Linked DNA regions of Homo sapiens: region 2 is linked to region 1. The links are chromatin loops, found by intact Hi-C in ENCODE. Cell type or tissue: K562. All regions are shown on one strand. Each heading gives the region's core, and the rest is flanking DNA. Links, peaks and the distances in the headings are about the cores only.

Evidence for each region. A loop is a pair of places that touch in the nucleus more often than their neighbours do. Peaks named below come from ENCODE experiments on the same cell type or tissue, not always from the same donor. Only the 100,000 strongest peaks of a DNase experiment are listed, where the experiment ranks them.
Region 2: a loop joins it to region 1, with 2.0 times the contacts of the local background. A loop is called at or near these places in 1 of 110 quality-filtered maps.

Annotation. Positions count from the first base shown.
Region 1 is chr9:95,430,732-95,437,467 of GRCh38, forward strand. No RefSeq gene overlaps it. Among named protein-coding and RNA genes, the nearest start is that of PTCH1, 75 kb to the right of the region's middle. RefSeq lists enhancers at 3,100-3,672, 3,673-4,244. In K562, for the core only: no CTCF peak of the experiment used is centred there; DNase peaks (open chromatin) are centred at 3,660, 4,040 and 4,540; H3K4me3 peaks cover 723 bases.
Region 2 is chr9:95,581,644-95,588,379 of GRCh38, forward strand. No RefSeq gene overlaps it. Among named protein-coding and RNA genes, the nearest start is that of PTCH1, 76 kb to the left of the region's middle. In K562, for the core only: no CTCF peak of the experiment used is centred there; no DNase peak of the experiment used is centred there; H3K27me3 peaks cover 3,998 bases.

The DNA of each region.
Region 1 (6,736 bases), core at 1,206-6,205:
AGCCTTCTCAATAATTCTGTAAACCATTCATTACCTTGTAATAAATATTTTTGCTTAAACTAGGGAGAGTGAAATCTGTTCCCTGTAATGGAATCCTGACCAACAGAGTTCCTTAACCTGTCTGTGATCTGTGATGGTGACAGCTTCTGATGTGTTGCCTGGGCTAGGCTCAGCTACAGACCCCAGCATTCTCTTTTGAGTATGTTTCTGGTTAGGGTGGGCTACAAGAGATTTTCTTTTTGGAGAATTGGAGGATAGAAGGGAAGCAGTGGCCATTTTGTAGCATGCATGCACCTTCTCCCAGGTATTCCCTCAAGCACTAATGTGGGTACTGCTGTGAAGGTATTTTACAGATGTGATGAAAGTCCCAGATCAATCCCCTTCAAGCTGATCAAAAACGAGGTTATTATAGGTGAGCCTGACCTAATCAGTTTGAAGACCTTTAAAATAAGGTATAGGCTTTCCTATGTTTAGAGATGGTATATGAATAAGAGGCTTCAGCTCATGCCTATGGGGCTCCAGCCTGCTCATGATCTCCCCTTCCTGACTGTCTGTCCTGAGGACAACCCCAGACTTGCATAAGCCAGTGTTTTTGGTAATTAATCTATCTATTTATCTATCATCTATCTATCTATCTATCTATCTATCTATCTATCTATCTATCCCTCTATTATCTATCACCTATCTTTCATCTATCTATCTATCTGTCTATCTATCGTCTATCAATCATCTATCATCTATCAGTCTATCATCTATCAATGATCTATTATATATCATCTATCAATCATCTATCATCTATCTGTTGTCTATCAGTCATCTATCATCTATCATCTATCAATCATCTATTATCTATCATCTATCAATCTTCTATCATCTGTTATCTAACTATCTATCTATCATCTATCTATCTATCATCTATATGTCTGTCTGTCTATCTATTTCTCATCTCTTCTATTGGCTCTGCTTCTCTGGTTGAACCCTACCTGATACCCTCTCTGAGCCTCAGCTTCTTCGACTGCAAATTGGCACTTCATGTCTGGCACACAGGCCTGCTCTAAAAGTTACATAGAGAATAAATGTAAAGCACAGTCCTTGGCAAAGACGTCAAATCTATTTTGGACACTATCTCTGCTCTCATCCTCTCCTAAACTTTCATTCTTAGGTTGGCAGGTGACTACAGCCCTGCCAGAAAGGTCATCTCAGAAACCAGTCCCTCCTGCCACAGAAATATCAAAATGGCCCTGCCAGCCCACAGTGATCCTTCCTGCCTCTGAATTTCTAGGCTGTGCTTACCCCTTCCTGAAGCCTGCCCCTGATCTGCCTGTTAGTATTATTTAATAATCTGCGACACAGCATTATGCATCATCTGTTTTCTCCAAGTTCTAAGAAGACTTTTACATATACTGGTTAAGTTGAGTCCTACTCAAATCTTGGCATAAGGTGCACAATAAGCTTTGGAAGCAAAATGTGTGTGTTAATTGGGCTCAAAGGACCCATCCTGCTCCTTCCTTCCTCACCCCAGCCCTCAGAACAGGTGGTGATGGGCGGGGGTGGAACATGGGGTGGACTAAATCCATGGCCACTTCAAAAACAAAATGGAGAATATCTTCGCACTGCTGAAGTGGAAGGTCAAGGGTCGGGTCATTCCTTAGGATGGTCGGTGCTTGGCTTTATTCTCGCCCTGTGCTTTCAGATGCCAAGCACTCCTATTCTTCCTGTGTGCCTCTCTCCTCTTTCAGAGCTGGACGTTCCCAAGGGACTACCCTGGTTCGCCCCCCTGAGCTTGTTTCCCCATGTGAGATGTGTGTGTGTCCATCTCTTTGCATGTGAGTTTAATGTCAGCATGGGCAAGAAGTTCAGTCTAATCTACACGGAACCCAAAAAATCACATTGGGATGCTACCTCATCCCTATTAGGATGGCTAGAATGAACATTCAGATAATCACACATATTGGTGAGGACATGGGGAAATCAGAACACTCTTACACTGCTGGTGATAAGATAAAATGGTGCAGCCACTGCAGAAAAGAGTTTGGTGGCTCCTTAAAAAGCCAAACAGAGACCCAGCAACTCCACTCCTAGGTGTACACCTAAGAAAATGGAAAACAAGTGTTTGAAAAAACCTGTGCACAAATGTTCACGGCAGCATTATTCATAATAGTCAAAAGGCAGACATCATCCACACGTTCATCAACTGATAAAAGATAAACAAAATGTGGATAGCCATACAATGGAATATTATTTGGACATAAAAAGGAATGAAGTGTTGATTTATGCTATCACATGGATGAAACTGGAAAAAACATTATGCTAAGTGAAAGAAACCAGACACAAAGAGATTGCATACTATAAGACTGCATTCATAGGAAACATCCAGAGCAGGGCAGAAAGTAGATTCATGATTGCCTAGGGTTGCACAGGTGAACAGGCACCGGTTGTGGCAGACGGGGCGGGGGGGGTGTGGGGGGGGAGTGGGGGGGGAGTGAGTGCTAAAGGGTATGGAGTTACTTTTGAAGGTAACAAAATTGTCCTAAGATTGCCTATGGTGATGGTTCCACAACTCTGTGAATATAAAAACGATTGAATTATAATATACTTTACATGGGTGAATTGTATGGTATGTGAATGATATCCCAATAAAGCTGTTAAAAGAACAGCAATGAAGAGAGTGGGGACACAATTCTTCAGCAAACACACAAACTCCTTTTTGATGACTTTTAAAATATCTACCTTACATGCAGAGTCCAGATGCTTCCCTAATTTAACTGCTAATTTAACTTCCCTGATTTAACTGCTCATCAGCAGATTACCCACCCCACTCACTGGCCGTCACCTCCTTTGTTTCCTATGAAGAAATAATACGAGCTAAGAATGTAGAACAACGTTCTACAGTAAATACTGTTTGGCACACAGTCAAGAGTCTATAAGCATTTGCTATTTATATTGTTATCATCTGGCAACACGGCCTGGTTTCTGCTGCCTCTTTAGCTACTCCTTCCCTCCCCTTCATGGGCTCCAAATTTTCTCCCTTCCCTCCCTCCCTTCCACCCTCCCTCCTTCCCTTCCCCTTCCCTTCCTTCCTTCCTTCCTTCCTTCCTCTTTTCTTTCTTTCTCTCTGTCGTCCAGGCTGGAGTGCAGTGGCTCGAGCACTGCTCGCTGCAAGCTCCGCCTCCCAGGTTCACGCCATTCTCCTGCCTCAGCCTCCCAAGTAGCTGGGACTACAGGCGCCTGCCACCACGCCCGGCTAATTTCTTTTTGTATTTTTAGTAGAGACGGGGTTTCACCGTGTTAGCCAGGATGGTCTGGATCTCCTGACCTCGTGATCCGCCAGCCTCGGCCTCCCAAAGTGCTGGAATTACAGGCGTGAGCCACCGCGCCCGGCCTATGGGCTCCAGATTTTCTTCCCTCCACTCCCTGAGCTCTGAGCTCCCCACTGTCTCTGTCTGCGCTCTCTTTGGGCCAGGGTTCATCAACCGTGGTTTCTATTCCCATTGATCCCAGGTCGACACCTTCTCCAGCGTTTAAATGCCACCAGCTCAAAACGAAATCTGTCCTCTCTCTGATGCCATCTGCTCCTCCCACTTCCTCATTCCAGCTGCAGGGCTCAGTCTCCTCACAGCTGCTCACCCCGCTGGGAACCTGGCGGTCCTGAGCGCCCTGCCCCTCCACCCACACCCTGACTCAGCACTCTGTCCTCCGGCTGCGGGAGTGCGCTGGCCGATGGCTCAGTTGAATCCTTCTTTGAGAGTTGCACTGTATGGAAGAGAAACGTGTGGCCCAAGATCATGTCTCCTGGTGGCCACCTGCATACAATGACGGGTCAATGTGAGGGCATGAGGCTCTGGCCTCCTTGCCCTAACCTGAGCCAACTCCAAAGGGCATCTCAGCTCCGCATAGCCTCAGCCGCATGACAATTTGACTTCCTCCACTGCGCAGTGCTGCTTCTTCACTCCCCCACAGGCGCTGACTTGGGACCACCCCCGTGTGCTCTTCGCGCACACAACGCTCCCTCTCACAGTCTGCTTCTCATGGAATCCATCCTGCAACACTGTCAATTGCCCTTGACTTTCCCTCTCTTCTCTGAATCATAGTCCAAAGCCTGCAAACATCTTACGAGTCTGTGACTCCCTTATCTGAAGTCCAGAGCCATGACTGAGTTTGGGTCAATCAAGACAAAAAATCTCATTCCAATTGCCCTGAGCACAAAGGCCTGTTAGAAAGGAAAGTTTAGCAGAAATAGATTTAGCTTTGGGTACAGCTTGACCCGGGGTTCAAATGATGTAATCAGAGTTGACTTCTTCCTCTTCCTTCATTTAATCTGTTTTCTGCTGTATTCGCTCCTTTCTCAGAAAAGGCCCCCACCCTCAATTCCCTTAAGGCTACAGATTTTTAGATTAAAGACCCATGGAAAAGCACATTCTATGTTTCAGACAAAGCTTCACAACATGTAACACATTCTGATTGGTCCATGCTCTTATCCTCAAACCAATAACGTTGGCCAAGAGAATGTGATACTCTTATTGGACTGTCTGAGTCACATGAACAACCCTGGACCCTGCGATGAAGGTAGCACTGTCTGAACCAAACAGACTGAGAGTGGGAAATGGGATGGTTCTTCTAGAAGGAAATTAGGTTATGGGGACCTGAATAGTGAGTGGATGTTGGGAAACATGTTTATGAAGAATAACAGGTTGCTTCTTTGTTTCCATTTTGCAACCAATATAAAAAGTTTCTATGATCTTCCCACTTCAACGTTCTCTTTCTGCACTTCTCATCCATCTGGTGGAGCTCTAAATCACAAGTACAATCACGTATCTGTTCAACAGTCTTCGAGAGGGTGTCACTGCTTTGCAAACAGATAACGGCCATTGTCTTCAGTTTAGCATTCAATGTCACCTTCTTCCAGTGCACCTTACATGGGCACTTCTTAACTTTCAGAAGATTAAGAATCTCCTGGAAGGCTAATTGAAACCCAGATTTCTGGGCCTCCAACCCAGAAATTCCGACTTAGTGGGGCTGGGACGGGGCCTATGTGTTTGCATGTCTAGCAATTTCTCACTTGGCACTGAAACTGTCAGTCCTAGAACCACACTCAGAACCACAGCTCATGGGTGGCATCTCTTCCTGCAAAATGGGCTGTTTGTTTTTCAGACACAGCTCTACTTTATTTTATTTTATTTTATTTTATTTTATTGAGACAAAGTCTCTCTCTGTCACTCAAGCTGGAGTGCAGTGGTACGATCTCGGCTCACTGCAACCTCCATCTCCGAGGTTCAAGCGATTCTCCTGTCTCAGCCTCCCAAGTAGCAGGGATTAGAGGTGCGTGCCACCATGCCTGGCTAATTTTTGTATTTTAGTAGAGACGGGGTTTCACCATGTTGATCAGGCTGGCCTCAAACTCCTGACCTTAGGTGATCCACCTGCCTCGGTCCCAAAGTGCTGGGATTACAGGAGCAAGCCACCGCGCCACGCCACCTCTACTGTCTTAACCTCTGGGACTCAGCTCAAGCTCTTCCTTCCTTTTGATAATGCCCTTCCCACAATTTCTATCTGCTGAAATCCTAGCTTTCAAGGCCAAATTCAAATGCCACGTCTTCCAGGACATCTTTTCTGATCTATCCATCCCTTTGAGCCTCATTGTACCTAATATACTCCTTCTTAAAAATAATGCATCGTAGGCTGGGCGTGGTGGCTCACTCCTGTAATCCCAACACTTTGGGAGGCCGAGGCAGGAGGATCACTTGAGCCCAGGAGTTCGATACTGAAACTTAAAGAAGTTTAAGGTTCTTTTTGTCAGGAACTGTCATATTCATCATTTTAGCCTGCACAGAACTTAGCATGGTGCCTGGGGCTAGGCAGGGTGCTATGCTCTGAGCTAGCTTCAGCATGAGCAAGCAGTGGAAGAAACCAGTAGCTCTGGAAACCGTTCCCATCGCGATCCTTTAGCCTGCAAACTCAGGAATCCATGGCTGCCTTTCCCCCTTACTAGCACTGCGATCTCTGGGAAGTCATTTAACCTCATAGAATTTAGCTTTCTCATCTGTGAAATAGGAATAATACTGCAGATGCATTGTAGGGCTCATTTTTAAAAATAACAAATACTGTCCTAAACTGAGAGTACTATGTTCCAGGCTCTCTTCTAGATTTTGGGAATAAGTAGTGGATACAATAGTAAAAAATCCCTGTCTTCCAAGAGCTGACATTATTCTAGCAGCATAAGAAAGAGAAACAAATACATTGGCAAAATATAAAGGATGTTAGATACTGGTAAATGCTGTGGAGAAAATTAAGTAGTAAAGGAAGAGGGGATGTGTTGAGTGGGGTGGGGATTGGATTTGCAACTTTTTTTTTTTTTTTTTTTGAGAAGAAGTCTCGCTCTGTCGCCCAGGCTGTAGTGCAGTGGCGCGATCTCGGCTCAATGCAAGCTCTGCCTCCCGGGTTCACGCCATTCTCCTGCCTCAGCCTCCCGAGTAGCTGGGACTACAGGCACCTGCCACAATGCCTGGCTAATTTTTTGTATTTTTGGTAGAGATGGGGTTTCACCGTGTTAGCCAGGATGGTCTCGATCTCCTGACCTCGTGATCCACCCGCCTTGGCCTCCCAAAGTGCTGGGATTACAGGTGCGCCCTCCCTGGATTTGCAACTTTAAACTGGGTGGTCAGGCAGGGTCCCAATGAAAAGATGATATTTCTACAAAGACCTGAATTTCATAAGGGAATGAACCACGTGTCTGTCT
Region 2 (6,736 bases), core at 1,068-6,067, 150 kb after region 1:
GGGAAGGCACCTGGAGACTGCTGGATTTCATCATTCACCTGGGACTTTCTGTATCTCTGGTCCCAAAGAGAACCCTTTCATCTTTCAACACCGCAGCATGCAGGCCGGCTGGCTTACGAGGAAGGGGTCCTGCCTTTGGTGGCCAATGTTAGCACTGGGTTAACAGCACAGTCTTGGGGGCATTCCTAGTCTCCTCACTTCCCTTTTCCCAGCTCCCCTTTTCATTCCTCAGTTTCCCCACTGGAGATGGTCCTCCTAACCCCCACTGTGTTTGGGGGTGGAAACGGTGAAGGGGTCAGTATGTTAATATCTGACTACACTTTGAAGTCAGCAGCACAAAAGCCAATCTCCTTCAGGGCTGTAAACAATTCCCAACTGACCAACTGGGTGGCATGAATTCCTCGGCTTCCACCCTTCCCCTCCCTACAGCTCCTTGAGCAACTAAAACCTAATCCCCCCTGCAAAGGGGACTTTCCACAACTTCCCCTGCAGGCTCTCTCTCCCTCCCTCCCTTCCTCTCGCTATCCCTCTCTCCTTTTTTCCTTTCTTTCTTCTTTCTTTTCTGTCATTCTTTTTTCTTTTTGTGTTAGTAAACTTGTTATGGGAATCATAATGCGGAACGTCCTGCTGTCTGTGTATAGTTTAGGAGTGTGGCAAGCAAATCGGTTGATGGCTGTCTCTTGCTTTCTCTGAAATGGAAACACAACAGTATCCATATCTGAACAGTGCTTCTCAGACTCGCATGTTCTGGGGCAAGAAGAAATCTTACGAGGTTGGAAGAACAACAGAAAGAACAGAAGAAAGAACTCATTTCATTGATTTGTTGTGTGGCTTTGGGCAAGGAATCTAATCCTCTGGGCCATTCTCAGTAGACGGCAAAGACCTGTCCCCTCAATTCAAGTTATAATATGAAGATTGGGATTGCTAAAGATTTTGAATGCGGGGGGGGGTAAATGGGTGAGGGGGGATGGGGGAAGGGCACAGGGCCTCCCAGAGCCAGTGGTACCTTTTGTGGAGATGCTGAACAGAACATATATGGGGAATTAGGATGATGGTGGAGGAGCTGGTGGAGTAGATAAGACGGGACATCCGGACCACAGGCCATTGATAGATGCTAAATGGGTTGGGGAATATTATTTTAAGGTATGATCCAGATTTATACTAATATTTAGTATTAAATATACTAAATTTATACACATTTAAATTAATTATTTCAATTGTTTAACTGTGCGTTTTTTTCTTTTACTAAGTGTCAGATCCCGCTGAGCTTTTGTAAATAGTAGAATTAATAAAGAAAGTAGCACATAGTAAGGCAGACTTTTTTTTTTTTTTTTGAGACGGAGTCTCACTCTGTCGCCCAGGCTGGAGTGCAATGGCGCGATCTCGGCTCACTCAAGCAATTCTCCGGCCTCAGCCTCCCGAGTAGCTGGGATTACAGGCACACACCATCATGCCCAGCTAATTTTTGTATTTTTAGTAGAGACGGGGTTTCACCATGCTGGCCAGAATGGTCTCAATCTCCTGACCTCGTAATCTGCCCACCTCGGCCTCCCAAAGTGTTGGGATTAGAGGTGTGAGCCACCACGCCCAACCAGTAAGGCAGATTTTATAGGTATCCACACCTACATTGAAAAATGGAATGAAGTGCGTTCTGCAAAGGCAAAATCATGGAATCCACCTGCAATGCACAGAATGCTGAGCGCTTTATTATCATAGGCTCTTGGCATTGGAGACGCTTTAACATCTCCTAATCCTGGTTGTGTTTTAATGAAGTTATATGTGGTGTTTAAGGTCTCAGATCAGAGGGAGGAATAACAAAAAGAGCCTCCATGTAGGGCACTTGCAGATAGAAAATGGAGAATGTTCTTAGTGATGGCTTCATCCTTGTAAAGGTGTCAGTGAGGGTTGAGCCAAGCATATCTCATTTCAAAACAGCCTGGACCTGAGCAACATTTGCTGTTTGATTCAAAATACCTTGACATTCCCCAGAGCTCCAGAACAGGTGTATGTTACATAGGTCCATCTGACACTCATTCTAAAGGTATGATCAAGATTATGGTTAACTCTCAAGTCAAATTGTGATCGCCATTTCTTTCTTTTTTCTTTTTTTTTTTTTTGAGATAGGGTCTCTGTCGCTCAGGCTGGAGCGCAGTGGCGCAGTCTCAGCTTACTGCAACCTCCGCCTCCCAGGCTAGAGCAAATCTCCAGCCTCAGCCTTCTGAGTAGCTGGGACCACAGGCCCGCACCACTACATCCGGCTAAATTTTTGATATTTTTAGTAGAGACGGAGTTTCACCATGTTGCCCAGGCTGATCTTGAACTCCTGGGCTCAAGCAATCCACCTGCCTCGGCCTCCCACAGTGCTGGGGTTACAGGCGTGAGCCACCGCACCTGGCCCACGATCTCCATTTCTATAAAATGACAGCCACACTACCCTAGAAGTCCTCTGTGGGTGTTCTGTTCCTCAACAGAAGAGAACAGCATTTCAAGAGGCAGAATCTCCTTTTCAGTGCATTCCTATCCCCCCATCTCAGTCCTGTCTCCTTCTTCCTGTCCATCTCTGGGGCCCTAACCAGAAGGAGTCCACGCTGGGTGGGAGGATGGGCGGTAGAGCAGGCTCTGTCTTGGCCAGCTGCCTCTGTCCCACTCACAGGGGGTGCAGGGTGTCCTAGGCCACCCTGGCTTTATTTACCTCCCAGCCACAGTGAGGTCTGGGAGCCACTCCCAGGCAGGGCCTTCTCCCTGGCCAGCGAGTCATTTCGGGGGGCGGGAAGCAACCCAGGGCAGCGCCTTTGAGAGATGTGGCTGACTCTGTCTCAGTTCTCCCGGGTGGTCAGCCTGTAATTTCAAGATTTACTGGCCTCACGGAGATAGCCGGCCTCAAATGGGGCAACACGGGTAATTACAAGAGGCTGCTCCACTAATCCTGGGTTACAAATGTTAGTTAGAAGGTAAATAAGCGCCGTGCAAGCAATTCCTGGGGCTGCATGGGCCCTGTGTTCTCTTCGCTTTATTTTCTTTTCCTTAAAGAGGGGAGAAAAATGAGAGGTGGTGGGAGGAAGGGAGAGAGAGAGGGAAGAGGAGAGAGAGAAAGAGAGAGACTAAAAAGAGAGGCTGATTCTTATTAATTTCATTATGGCCACTAAGAATGAGAAAGTCTTTGAAGCCCAAATTATTTTAATACTTTTTTGGTTTGTTTTATATTTGGAACTGGAAAAAATTAGGAAGCTGTATTTCTAAAGTTCAAGAGAAGTAGTGTTGCAGATTCTGCCAGTTGGTGGCTGAACTTGGGCTGACAGAATGATTTTTGGGAAAATGTCTCCAAACTGAGCAAAAGAAAGAAAACTTGTGGGACACCTGCCCTCCTGCAAGAAGCCTGGAAGCTGGTGGGTCCTGGCTGTTGCTTTGTTGCTCTTCCCCTCCAGGCATCATCAGGAGCAGGGGTGGGTGAAGGGGTCTTTTTTTTTTTTTTTTTTTTTTTTTGAGATGGAGCCTCACTCTGTTGCCCAGGCTGGAGTGCAGTGGTGTGATCTCGGCTCACTGCAACCTCCGCCTCCCGGGTTAATGCCATTCTCCTGCCTCAGCCTCCCGAGTAGCTGGAACTACAGGCGCCCACCACTATGCTCAGCTAATTTTTTGTATTTTTAGTAGAGACGGGGTTTCACTGTGTTAGCCAGGATGGTCTTGATCTCCTGACCTCGTGATCTGCCCGCTTTGATCCTTTGGGATTTGGCCTCCCAAAGGGGTCTGTTTCATACTGTGCTCATTATCCTCAGAGAAGCCTACCCAGGAAATAGGAGCGTTAACCTGTGTGCTGTGTGAAAGTGACAAGAGGCAGCCCAGGCCTTCTGGAGATGGTTGGCGGCCTTTGCCAGACACTCGCCCTTCTGGTCTTGGTCCCTCAGGAGATGTTTAGAGGTCACTCACTGGACCCAGGAGGGTTCTGGAAATAGAACTGATGCCAGAGGAAGAGAACAGCATTGGGCTGTTGGCCTCTGATGCTTCTCTCAGTTTCCAAATATTGAAACCCCACCCTGGGCTCTTTGGATGTGCTCCTGAGAGCTACATGGACCCCTGCTGAGACTGAGACCATCACACCCAGAGACCACCTCACACCAAAGCAGTCCATGGGAGGCTGCTCTCATGGGGTGTGAAGTTTTCACTGCCTTCGCATGAAAGGTCCATCTCCTCAAATGGCCCTGTGGCTTTAAGACCCCCTCAAAAGACCCACTGCATCCACCCTCTGCCCTGGAGCAAGCTATTTCCGCCCCTCTAGGAGTGGAGGTCCTCTGCAGAGCAGCCTCTGGCTCCTGCCCTGGGCTTCGTCTTCTGAACAGTGTGCCTACGGGGGCCTGGCATCGTATGACGTAACAGCACTGTGACATCAGACCTCTCCAGCATGTCCGTCCCAGCCTGGAGCAGAGCAAGCTCACTGAAATCACCAACGCCCTTCCTCTTTGCTCCCGTGATCAGGCTCCAAAGTGGCTATTTCCGAAACTTCAGCCCGAGCATACTTATTTTGTCTTGATCAAATTGAGTTTGTGGGCCGCCTCTTAGGATAAGGCAATTTAGGCCCTGATTGGGGGTGCTGTTGCCCAAGCCTTGGAGACCAGACAGACATCTGGGGCACAGAAGTAGTGGCAGTTGTTTTAGGGAAAGTGGATCTGAGTTCTCATATCGACTCCATCACCTATCAGCTGTGAGATCCTGAATGGGCCACAGTAAACTCTCTGTGCCCCCGGTTCGCTGTCAGCCACATGAGGATGACGGCAACTCCTGCACAGGTATGGTGAGGATTGCAGGAGTTGACAGAGGACGACGACCCTGCATGTTCCCTGGCAGGCAGCAAGCACGGAATCGATGCCAGCTGAAACTGGATTTGAGTGGATGCATGAGCCTTCTCTCAGGGCCTTCAACTACCTGACACAGAAGTTCTGTGTTCCCTGCATAGATTGGTCTTGTTCAAGCTGCATATTTAGCAGCAAATGAGTCAGGTGGAAAGTTTCCTTTGCGAGCAATGCCAAGCCCTGAGCCCCTAAACTCCTTTGTTAGCAACTGAAACTGAATCACTCAACTCTTCTCAATATCTTTTCTTTTGCATTTTAGCTAACACTGATGACCATTTGCTAGGCTCTGCTCTTTTTTTTTTTTTTTCACTTTTACTTACATAAAGTGTCTCATGTAATTCTTAAATAACCCTTGTGAAGTTAGGACTTCAATGAGTGTGTGTTACGGATTCAAATCCTGCCTGTACCACTTTTGAGCTCTTTGAACAAGGGTAAGTTTCTTACCTCCCTGTGCCTCAGTTTCCTCACTGGTAAAATACCTACAATGATAGTACCTGCCTCTTGGGTTATTGTGTCATTAAATAATACATGCAAATGCTAAGAAAGGGGCTTGGTAGACAGGAAGCATTCCATACGTGTTAGTTATAACAGCAAGAAGCTCAGAGAAGTTAATTGTCTGAACCCATTCCTGATAGACCTGTGCTGCCTGACTCAAGACCCTTCCGCAGTGTTGAACCAACTTCATTTGCAAATTCTCCTCTCACCACGAAGTGACCCCACCTCATGGAGTGGCCTGACTGGCCACATCTGATTCTCCATCATCCGGCTGCACAACCTCGTGGGTGGCCTTGGCATGGAGCAGTTGTTACCCACGGCTCCTGCTGCTCTCTGTAAGATTGAATGCATCCAAATAGATTGTGATTGCCCTTCTAGTTGCATGCTTTTTTCTCTTCCTTCACCTCTGGCCCTTCCTGTAGCCTTCCACCCACCTTGCTGGTCACCACCTGGCTAGGTGTCTGTAGTTATTTCAGCTGTCCATTGTGGGGCAGTGTCTGGGGCTGTATGGCACGCATGTCAGGTGAAACAGAATGGAGTACACAGCACACTGGTGGGTCCTGGGGACACGTAAAAGGAGGATACACAACTCAACTCTCCAGGTGCCATAACCAAATGGGAGAAATAGGACATGCCAAGAAAAGGCCTGAGAATGGAGCCTCCCAGCCTGGGGCACATGAGCATGGAGCACAGCACATTCTGTTTCCCCACGTCAATGACAGTCAAAGTTTCATTCTAGGCACTGAACCCAGAAGGCTCCCTGGAGGAGGTGACCTGAGTACTGTTTGAAGAATTCATGTGATTTAACAGAGTCAATGAGAATACACACACACAAATTCCTTCAGGAATTCTAGTGTGCACTATAAAATTCACTGTAGTAGTGGTAACTCCCATTTATTGAACATATAGTATGAGCCAGATACTTTGTACAGTTACTTTCATGGATTAGTTCTTTGAATCGTCACATTCCACACAAATTCCTTCAGTTGCTATGTTTATTTTTGTTATTTTTATTTATTTATGTATTTATTTATTTTTGAGACCAAGTCTTGCTCTGTCGCCAGGCTGGAGTGCAATGGCATGATCTTGGCTCACTACAACCTGGGTTCAAGTCCTGGGTTCAAGTGATTCTCCTGCCTCAGCCTCCTGAATAGCTGGGACTACAGGTGCGTGCCACCACGCCCAGCTAATTTTTGTATTTTCAGTAGAGACGAGGTTTCACCATGTTCGCCAGGATGGTCTCCATCTCTTGACCTCTTGATCCACTGCCTTGGCTTTCCAAAGTGCTGGGATTCCAGGCCTGAGCCACCATGCCCGGCCACTATGTTTATTTTTATAAAAATAGCAGTAATAATGATTACCCCCACTGAGCACGGAAGACGGGCCAGATGCCT